2 separate regions of the Mus musculus genome follow, and region 1 is linked to region 2. A link is a loop called in an ENCODE intact Hi-C map of the cell type or tissue named here. Cell type or tissue: heart. All regions are shown on one strand. Each heading gives the region's core, and the rest is flanking DNA. Links, peaks and the distances in the headings are about the cores only.

Region 1 (5,373 bases), core at 150-5,149, 86 kb before region 2:
GGACTATGTTGCTTCAATCACTGGGTCATTAATTATGTCTATAGAGCTGCTCCTAAATTTTAGGTCATGTTCCATCACTGGCTTAAGTACAAAGTAGCTACTCCTTTTTTTTTTTTTTCCCCCGAGACAGGGTTTCTCTGTGTAGCCCTGGCTGTCCTGGATCTCACTTTGTAAACCAGGTTGGCCTAGAACTCAGAAATCTGCCTGCCTCTTCCTCCCAAGTGCTGGGATTAAAGGTGTGCGCCACCACACCCGGCTAGCTACTCCATTTAAAAAGGCAATAGCAACATTGGGAGTGCAGTATGCCATGACTAGTGTGAGTCACTGCAAGAAAGAATACAGAAAGCAGTAGCATTAAAAACAAAACACTTAGAAAGAGAGTCTCTGTGGTACTGGAAATAATATAAGGGTCTCCTTAACCTCATCCAACACTCATTGAAAACTTTTTGGCCCCTGTCTTAGTCAGTGTTTCTATTCCTGCACAAACAACATCTATTCCTGCACCAAGAAGCAGTTGGGGAGGAAAGGGTTTACTCAGCTTACACTTTCATACTGCTATTCATCACCAAGGGAAGTCAGGACTGGAACTCAAGCAGGTCAGAAAGTAGGAGCTGATGCAGAGGCCATGGAGGGATGTTCTTTATTGGCTTGCTTCCCCTGGCTTGCTCAGCCTGCTCTCTTATAGAACCCAAGACTACCAGCCCAGAGATGGTTCCACCCACAAGGGGCCCTTCCCCGTTGATCACTAATTGAGAAAATGCCTTGCAGCTGGATCTTGTAGAGATATTTCCCCAACTGAAGCTCCTTTCTCTGTGATAATTCCAGCCTGTGTCAACTTGACACAAAACTAGCCAGTACAGCCCCCAAATAAGACAGATGTTTACAGGGTCTTGAGAAAGTTCCCTCTAAAGCAATATATACAAAAGTAGTAATATTCTCAAACTCAACAAAACTTGGGGAAATGGAATAGCAGTTTTAATTTGAATTATTTGAGCAACATTTGCTTTTGCTTTATGAAATTTTAAGTGGTACTAAGTATAGAAATATAATGCCAATTTCTAATTTGCTGTCCAAGTCTTACTCTTTTTTTTTTTTTTTTTTTTTTTTTTTTGGCTTTTTGAGACAGGGTTTCTCTGTATAGCCCTGGCTGTCCTGGAACTCAGTTTGTAGACCAGGCTGGCCTCGAACTCAGAAATCCGCCTGCCTCTGCCTCCCAAGTGCTGGGATTAAAGGCGTGCACCACCACGCCCGGCCCAAGTCTTACTCTTAAATAATATAGGAGTCACCTTAATTGGGAAAATTTGTAGAAAAAAAAATCAAAGTTTCTTTCTTCCTTTCTTATTTGGACATAGCTAATAGTAAAACTACCATAAGATATTGGGAATACATGAATTTCCAGACTATATATGAGTTATGATAGGCACATAATTAAAACAGACAAGAAAAAATATTTGCCAAACATTTATTGATTTTTAACAGTCCAATTATTTGAACAAGAATGTCTTCCAGGTAGTATAAAGCCTCAAAGTACTGTGAGCATCTAAGTATAATAAAGAGACCTCTAGAAATTTGTCCTCTGTTCATACATTTCCCTTTTCCTTTTGCCATCACTCTGTGAACTTTTATTGGACCCAAACAAGACAAATGTTTACAGAATCTTGAGTAGGTTCCCTCTAAACCAAAATGTACAAAAGTAGAAAAATTCTCAAACTCAATAAGACTTGGGGAAATGGAACAGAGTGCTACAACTACAGTTTTAAATTTGAGTTGTTTGAGGACCACCTTGCTTTCACTTCATGAGATTTTAGATGATGCAAAATATAAAAAATATAATGCCAAATTATAATTTTCTGTCAAGCATTTCTCTTAACAAGATTTGTTCAGTTATGAACTGACTTCATATATTATTTTCTGCATAAATCCTCTTCCTCCTACATTATCTGAGGGATCTAAGTTTCAGCCTGCTGATGGAATCTGTCATAATTTTGCAACAAAACCTAAGAAAACCATTTGGAGGTAAAGACAAAATTTAAGCCAAAGAAAATGTCAACTTGAACTCATAAAATGAAAGCTTTAGATAAAATGATCCACCACTAAAAGTAGCGATTCAATTACTTTGAATATCAGATTGCTTGCATTATTCTTGTTATTTAAGAAGGCAATAAACCAATGTGCTCCTCAAAGAAAATTCGTTCAAAAAATTAAATGGCTTAGTTTTAAAAGTGCACATCATATCTTCACTAAAGAACAAAGACATCTTGCAAAAAAGAACTACCTGTGGAAGAATGAAAGACAGGAATTAAAGGAAATGAAATTAGTATAGTTTAAGATTCTGTAAGAAAAGACACATTCTAAGATCAGAGAGTTTTCCCACAACCAGAAACACTTGAGTTATCGCTGGATACCCTAGTGTTTCTCATTTTCTTTTGCTTGAAGCTTTGGCTGGTGCCAGGATGTTTGCAGCATCTTTTAAGGGCGGTATTGAGACCTCTGCTCCTGGATGTACTCATAGAGAGGGCTGGAACGCACTGGGACATTGGCAAACTGGCGTGTACCAGGCTCCAGGATTTGGCGGCGCCTCTGCTCCTCTTGCCTACGACGGATTTGCTCTTCTTGGAATTTTCTCTCCCGCTCTTGGCGACGTCTTTGTTCCTCTTCTTGACGTAGTTCTTGTTCCTGGCGACGAATCGTATCCCTGGCAAACTGCTCCTCAGCCAGGTATTGACCATCTCGCTTCTCCCTGCGCAACTGCTGTTCCTCGCGTTCCTCGCGTGGGTGTTTCTCTTCCCGGAATTTCCTGTCACGCTCCTGGCGGCGGCGCTGTTCTTCCTGGCGAAGCTCTTCTACCTCACGGAATTTTCTGTCACGCTCTTGGCGAAGCTGCTGCCCTTCCCTTTCTTGCCTGAGCTCTACTTCCTCGCGGAATCTTCTGTTGTCACGCTCCTGGAGACGACGCTGCTGTTCCTCTCTTTCCAGGCGGAGTCGCTCCTCTTCCCGGAATTTCCTGCCACCCACCTGGCGGTGCAGCAGCTCCTCCCTTTCCTGACGAAGCTCTTCTTCCTCAAGGACTCTTCTGTCGCGCTCCTGTCTCAACTGTTGCTCGCGTTCCTGGCGGCGGCGCTGCTGCTCCTCAAAGCGAAATTGTTCCTCCTCACGCTCCAGGCACCGCTGCTGCTCTTGCTCGCGCTCCTGGCGGCGCCGCTGCTCTTCCTCACGCTCATGGAGACGCTGCTGCTCTTCCTCACGCTCCAGGCGGCGCCGCTGCTCTTGCTCGCGTTCCCGGCGGAGCTCTTGCTCCCGGCGGATCTTTCTGTCCCGCAGCCGCTCTTCCTCCAGTTCTTGGCCGAGCTCTTGTTCCTCACGGAATTTTCTGTCACGTTCCTGGCGCCTCAGCTGCTCTTCCTCCAGTCCCTGGCGGAGTTCTTGGTCCCGGCGGATCTTTCTGTCCCTCAGCCGCTCTTCCTCGCGCTCCCGGCGGAGCCCTTGCTCCCGGCGGAACTCTTGCTCCCGGCGGAGCTCTTGCTCTCTGCGGAGCTCTTGCTCCCGGCGGATCTTTCTGTCCCGCAGCCGCTCTTCCTCCAGTTCTTGGTCGAGCTCTTGTTCCTCACGGACTTTTCTGTCACGTTCCTGGCGCCTCAGCTGCTCTTCCTCCAGTCCCTGGCGGAGTTCTTGGTCCCGGCGGATCTTTCTGTCCCTCAGCCGCTCTTCCTCGCGCTCCTGGCGGAGCTCTTGCTCCCGGCGGAACTCTTGCTCCCGGCGGAGCTCTTGCTCCCGGCGGAACTCTTGCTCCCGGCGGAGCTCTTGCTCCCGGCGGAGCTCTTGCTCCCGGCGGATCTTTCTGTCCCGCAGCCGCTCTTCCTCCAGTTCTTGGTCGAGCTCTTGTTCCTCACGGAATTTTCTGTCAAGTTCCTGGCGCCTCAGCTGCTCTTCCTCCAGTCCCTGGCGGAGTTCTTGGTCCCGGCGGATCTTTCTGTCCCTCAGCCGCTCTTCTTCGCGCTCCCGGCGGAGCTCTTGCTCCCGGCGGATCTTACTGTCCCGCAGCCGCTCTTCCTCGACGCATTCCTGACGGAGCTCTTGTTCCCGGCGGAATCTTCTGTCCGGTTCCTGGAGGCGCAGCTGCTTTTCCTCGAACTCCTCATGACGGCGCTCTTCTTCCTCATGGAATTTTCTGTCGCGCCTGAGCTCTTGTTCCCTGCGGAGCTTTCTGTCCCGCAGCCGCTCTTCCTCCAGTTCCTGGCGGACCTCTAGTTCCCGGTGTAATTTTCTGTCACATTCCTGGCGGCGGCGCTGCTCTTCCTCTCGCTGTCCGCGAAGCTGCTCCTCCACCCTCAAACGGTCCCGCTCTTGGCCACGCTGCTCTTCCTCCAGTTCCTCGCGGCGCTCTTCTTCCTCATGGAATTTTCTGTCCCGTCTGAGCTCTTGCTCCCGGCGGAATGATCTGTCCCGCAGCTGCTCTTCCTCACGCTCCAGGCGGCGTTCTTGTTCCCGGCGGGATGGTCTGTCCCGCAGCTGCTCTTCCTCACGTTCCTGGTGGCGTTCTTGTTCCCGGCGGGATGGTCTGTCCCGCAGCTGCTCTTCCTCACGCTCCAGGCGGCGTTCTTGTTCCCGGCGGAATGGTCTGTCCCGCAGCTGCTCTTCCTCACGTTCCTGGTGGCGTTCTTGTTCCCGGCGGGATGGTCTGTCCCGCAGCTGCTCTTCCTCACGTTCCTGGTGGCGTTCTTGTTCCCGGCGGGATGGTCTGTCCCGCAGCTGCTCTTCCTCACGTTCCTGGTGGCGTTCTTGTTCCCGGCGGGATGGTCTGTCCCGCAGCTGCTCTTCCTCACGTTCCAGGTGGCGTTCTTGTTCCCGACGGAATCTCTGGTCCCGCTCCTGACGCCTCAGCTGCTCTTCCTCACGCTGCTGGCGGCGCTCTTGTTCACGAGATTTTCTGTCGCATTCCTGCCGAAGTTCTTTCTCGCGTTCTTGGAGGTGCTCCTCCTCCTCTTGGAATTCTCTCTCTTGTTCTTGACGCCGCCTCTGCTCTTCCCGTTCTGTCCGCAGCTGCCTTTCCTCCTCAAGGAACTTGCCCTCTCTCTCCTGTTGCCGTCTTCTCGATTCTCCCTGGAGCTGTTCTTCCTCCTGGAACGTCTCATCTCGTCTTCTGGCTTCCCGTTGGTGCTCTCGCTGAAACTGCTCTTCCTCTAGGATCTGACGGTCGCGCTGCTGTCGACGCCTCCTCTCCTGCTCCAGCTCTCTCTTCTCTTCCTCTTCGTCTTGCAGAGGCCGCCGATCCTGACGTCTCTCTCGCTCCTGAGAATCTTCCAGCTGCTGGATGGGTTCCTCATCCCCTCTGCGTTTGGTGAAGAGCCTGTTACTACGAACTTCATTTTCTTT
Region 2 (5,373 bases), core at 223-5,222:
GCCCTGGGGATTTCAGCCTCCTCTGGCTTTTGTGCACTGAGGTCAGGAGAAGTGTTGGAACTACTATCTCTTCTGGTTAGGGACTGCTTTGAGACTTGGGGACCTACTGCTTTGTGATGTCAATAGGTATGGGGAGACTGTAATTCCTCACTAAGTGCCATCTGGGGTCAAAGTGTGTGTGGGGAGAGTCATTCCCCTAAATGCCCAGTGAGGTCAGGCTGTGGGTGGAGACTTGAACTCACCACTAAGTCGAGCTACTTGGTGTGGAGGTGCCCACCCCAAAGCTGGCTGCCTGCTGTGCAGCTTGTCCTCCTCTGCAGCTCATCAAGAAAGCACACAAGGCCAGTGTGGTAGGTGCTCCATGGTTTGTGCCTCTCCATTTCCTCTTCCTTCTCCATACTTTTTCTCTTTCTTTTACATCTGAAGTGACCTGTGTTGGCACTAGACACCCCAAGACAAAGTTCTCTGGACACACCAGAAGAGGGCATCAGATCCCTTTAACAGGTAGTTGTGAGTCACCATGTGGTTGCTGGGAATTGAACTCAGGAAGAGCAGTCAGCACTCTTAACCACTGAGCCATCTCTCCAGCCCCCACAAAGGAGATTTATTTGCCCCAGAAGGACAAAGGACCAGGAATAAGAGAAAAAGACAGAAGACAGAGGACAAGGCTGAAGGAAAAGGAACAAGGGAGGGATGGGAGCAACAAAGGATTGCCTCTGCATAGAGAGGAGATAAATATGACCCTTAGGGAAATGACAGTTTATAAAGGGGAAAAGGGAAACCCCATGTTAGGATGAATTGGAAATGGTTTTAAATATGCTTCAGTCATTTGTTTTACATGTCTGTGGAGTGCAGTTCTCAGTGCTAGTTTATAAAATCAAAATATCAACCTACTGAAGATGCTCTGACCTGAATTAATGGTCATTCAACAAGATTAACTCCTTACATAAAATAAGCAAGCACATCTACCACTTTAGTTGCAAATTTACTTTAATCTTACATAAATGATAGCATTATATTTATAACAAAGAATCATTTACAAACAAAATTATGGACACAGGCCTGACCCGTTAGGAGTCCCAAAGCCTTAATCAGGCCACGCCTCCTGCAGCTCTCTTGACAACAGACTTAAGAAGCGACTGTGCTATGTGACTTGAAAACTCTAAATGTATGAAAGCTGCTCTTTGTCAACCATGCTGCGCTGACTAGATCACTTCCTGCCAGCCCTCCAAAACTTAAAAAAGTTAGATTTCTTGTTTGTTCTGGGGATTGGCCTAGAGAATTCTCAGGGAGATTATTCAGAAGACTCACTGGGACACCGACCCCCAAACCCCAACCCCCACACCCCGCACCCCACCCCTCTCATGGTGATTTGTCAATTCTCCACTGGAGAAATGAGCCAGTTCAAGACAGATTAGATTATATAAAGTGCAGGTTTATTGAGAAGCTGCTCTCGGGCAAGTTCACTGGCCCCAAAGACCCAGGCCAGGGAAGTCCCCATTGGACCGTCAGGAAGGGGGAAGAGAAAGAGAGAAAAGCTGCGTGTATATAGAGAGAAGAGAAGTAGAAGAGAGCAGGAGAGAGAGGAGACCAAAATGTTTGGATCATATAGGAAAGAGTCGGTGGGGTGGGCAGCCCATTCCCTGGGCTGGAAAGTTAAGGGTTGGGGGCAGGGTTTGCCAGGTAAGGACTGAGGGATGCTGGGAGAGCCTGGAGGTCAGGGCTGCTTTGATATGTAAATGAAACCAAACTCTCATCTGTCTTTTTTTGGCTTGAACACTTACCTTAGTTTTACTCCCCCGTCCCCCTAAATTAACTTAGATTGATTTATGTGCAAGTGTGTTTTACCTGCATGTATGTACATGAACCTCACGAATGCTCTGTGTCCTTCCTGGGCTGAAGTTACTACGAATGGATGGTTGTGAGTCACTGGGCTCTTATCTCCTGAGGAATCTCTCCAGCCCCCCCTTATCCTCATCTGAGTGAAGGTCTCCCCCGTGTTTTACTTGAAATCCCATTTTAGCTGTCTCTCCAACCATTGTTCCTTCTCAAGCATATTGTACCACCTTGCCTAGTCATTGTAAGAGATTTTATTCCTGAAAGAAATTGTGTGTCAGCTTCCTTTCTGGGTTGAGTGCAGCTGTCCTTCGTTCTCTTTTATGTAAATACTATCGGTAACGCATATTTCAGGAGAAGCCCTGGTCTTTCAGAGTTAATCTCTAACACCAGCGCAGGAGCCAGAAGGTTAGTGAATATTGCCATCTACTGGCAATTTTGGAGAATTACAGTCTATGTCATAGTACAGGAAGCTGTGTACTTGGTCACCTACGACTCATTCTTGAGAGCTTCTTGGTTTTGGAATAGTCAATTGGTATCAGATGAATTCCCGTCACTAGCCTAAACTCCATGTTTGGTTTAATTATACTATTCCCATGATCTTGACAGTAAAATAATATTGATTTTATATTCTGGAGGCAAAATCCCTAGGGATGTAGGAATAAAGCTGTGCCTGACACACTGCATGTTATGATATTAATCCTTTTCAAGCTATCTTTTTGTAGATGAAAACCAGAGGCACTTGGCTTTGATGAACCTAGTTAACTGCTACAAGTCCTACTGTTAACTTTTAAAACAGCTGTTGACTGATTGACACACATCATCATCAACACCACCACCACCATCATCATCATCATCATCATTATCATCGAGGGTCCTGGGGGGCTGGGGAACCACTTTGCACTGAAAAGTTTAATTGTATAGTGTTTACCACATGGTATTGCCCTTTCTTAAAACTCTTTGATTTGAGTTCAGAACTTCAGCTATGTACCTCTACATTGTTCTTGTCCAAGAAGAGTGAGGAGTTGTTGTACTTTAGAATGTGCCACCCAAGGGATCTGGTGTGAGGGGAAGGAGGAAATGCTGAAGCAAGGGTAATTGTGCAAAACAACTCCTCACTCTTCTTGGACAAGAACATTGTAGTGGAATATAGCTGAAGCTCTGAATTCAGATCAGGATAGCTGGATTATTGGCTTAGGCCTTTGAGAGCTTGCAACAAAATCTTCAGACTCAGGCCCTCCAATCCTCGTAGCTCTACTCAATATCAAAAGAAGGAATTGTTTCTCACTTTATAAAGCACATTACAAAAATATTGCAAATAAATGAAAACACAACACCCCAAAATTATCCAGACCCAAAGTCTGTATGACTCAGTAAACCTCTATACAGCTAGAATGGGCATTCGGAACATTAGCTGTGGAGTTCTACTTACTTTCATACTTCCATCAATATACAAAATATGCATAAAATATATCGGACACTGAAAGTGTAAAAAAGGGAAAGAGGCGAGGATTTTTGAAGTCACTCTACATTATGATTCCCCCCTCTAAAAGAACCATTGGAATGTATATCTATAAAAATATTATAAAGAAATTGACTTTTGTGATTTGGGCAAGCCCAAAGTTTACAGCAGTGTGGAGATAGACTCAGAAGCAGTAGAGACACATGTCGTACGGTGGCTGCAGGAGCATTTCTGTTTGCTCAAGGAGGCCAGCTGTTCTGCTCAGGCCTTCAGTTGATGGGATGAGTCTCATTATTGGAGGGTGGGGGGAATCTGCATTATGCTGCTTAAATGATTTAAAGGTTAATTTTATTTAACAATTTCATTTAAAAAAAAGTCTGTCAAGGCCACACATAAAGTCAAAGAGCACTCTAATTTATTCCTTTTGACCTTGTGAAGCTTACTTTTTTTTTTTTATTTTTTTATGATTTTGAGTACCACCTTACTTTTTTTAAATTTACATTTTATCCTTCATCTTCCACGTCCTGGTACCTCAGGCATGAAACACCAGGCCCGTCTGCTATCATAATTTTTGTTGTATCGTGGGCATTATATACTTAATATTTTCTTAGATCTATTGTTACCTACTTAGAAAGAGCTTGGTATTCAAGGTTTATGATAGTGGGTGCATTTTTTTTTTTTTAAAGCAAAATGCACAAGAATAACACTTGAACAGATATGCAGCACCTCCTACTCCGTTTAAGTTGTCTGGGTAGCCAAGGTGCCCACGGCTCCGGCTGGCCACCAGGAGGCGCCACCGTCTCCTGCACAGGGAGCTAGGATGGAAGCAGAGGAAGTTTTGAAGCTGTAAGCTGCACAGGACAGATAGCTTCCTCAGCCTTATCCAATCAAGAGGGTCATTTCTGTCAGGGGCCAGTAGGTTTACCAGGACACTCCCCTGCAATGCAGAGGCTCCCGTGCCCACTGGCCTTCTCAGAGGGGTGACTGCTGTGAGGTGACAGAGTTCTGTTGGCGCATGTCCATTACTCTGCACGAGGAAAAGGCCAGGGTAGCAGCCTTGGGGCCCTCAACTTTCCAAGTCACTTGCTGTAACTGAGGGAAATGGGATAACATTTGAAATGTAAATACAGAAAATATCCAATTTAAAAAAGAAAGAAAGAAAGAAAAGAAAAGAAAAGAAAAGAAAAGAAAAGAAAAGAAAAGAGAAGAAAAGAGAAGAAAAGAAAGAAAAGCCACTTCCGGGGTAAGGGGCTGCATTTCCGGAACCGTGCTTGTGTTTACCACTGCTTTCGGCTCCAGCCGTCCAGAACTGGTTAGCAGGTACAAGATTCTCTGGTGAAGGTCAGGAAAGCTGGTTGCAGTCTCAGTGTTCTGGAGGAAGAGACAAGCAATTTACTGAGGTCTACACAGTAAGTTCCTGGTCAGTCAGAGGCCACAAGGTGAGACCCAACCAAACTAAAACAAATGAAAGAGTGAACTGCGGAATCCCGAGCCTCGGTTATATTTGGTGTAAGGTCATACGTGGCAGGTCAGGACTAGGGTCCCATAGTACGGACCAGCACATGTGCTTCAGCACCTCCCAAACAATCCGTGCACACTTGGTCTTTAATTTTCTTATTTATTAGTCTAAGTTGTAGGTTTTCAAAGAAATGCTCACCTATTAACTGGTGACAATACATCAATGGGCTGGATGTGAGAATTGAAGGAAGGAATATATAAAAGTGCTTAAGTTAATATCTGCTACATAAGACCTCAGTGCAAGGCACTTAACTGTCATTATTGTCCTTCACAGGAGATTTAATTATCTTTTCCCCAGGACCTTTGGAGATACCTAATTTCCAGCATTAGGGTACTTCTTCTTTTACTGGAAAACCTGGTTGTTGGGAAAGGTAAGTATTCCCTGTAACTTTTACCCCTGGCATCTCTCGTCACTTCAGTTGCTTAAGCAGATACTAAAGAGGGTTGACAGCAGGTGACCCTGGAATACTAGGGATGTTTGCCCTTGCTGTCTCCTAATTATTGAATAATTGACCCCTTACTATTGCATAAGGCTTAAGAGAATATTGGGATAGACC

Evidence for each region. Peaks named below come from ENCODE experiments on the same cell type or tissue, not always from the same donor. Only the 100,000 strongest peaks of a DNase experiment are listed, where the experiment ranks them.
Region 1: a loop joins it to region 2, with 6 times the contacts of the local background. A loop is called at or near these places in 2 of 42 quality-filtered maps.

What each region holds. Positions count from the first base shown.
Region 1 is chr3:93,445,151-93,450,523 of GRCm38, reverse strand. It overlaps Tchh (trichohyalin), which reads right to left. Exons shown (of 2, transcript NM_001163098.1): 2 at 1,447-5,373. The coding sequence ends at 2,470. Among named protein-coding and RNA genes, the nearest start is that of Tchh, 5.5 kb to the right of the region's middle. In heart, for the core only: CTCF peaks have their summits at 2,842, 3,090 and 4,283; a DNase peak (open chromatin) is centred at 2,893; H3K4me3 peaks cover 2,683 bases; H3K27ac peaks cover 856 bases; H3K27me3 peaks cover 849 bases.
Region 2 is chr3:93,358,990-93,364,362 of GRCm38, reverse strand. No RefSeq gene overlaps it. Among named protein-coding and RNA genes, the nearest start is that of Rptn, 32 kb to the left of the region's middle. In heart, for the core only: CTCF peaks have their summits at 2,273 (motif pointing left) and 4,084 (motif pointing right); no DNase peak of the experiment used is centred there; H3K27me3 peaks cover 75 bases.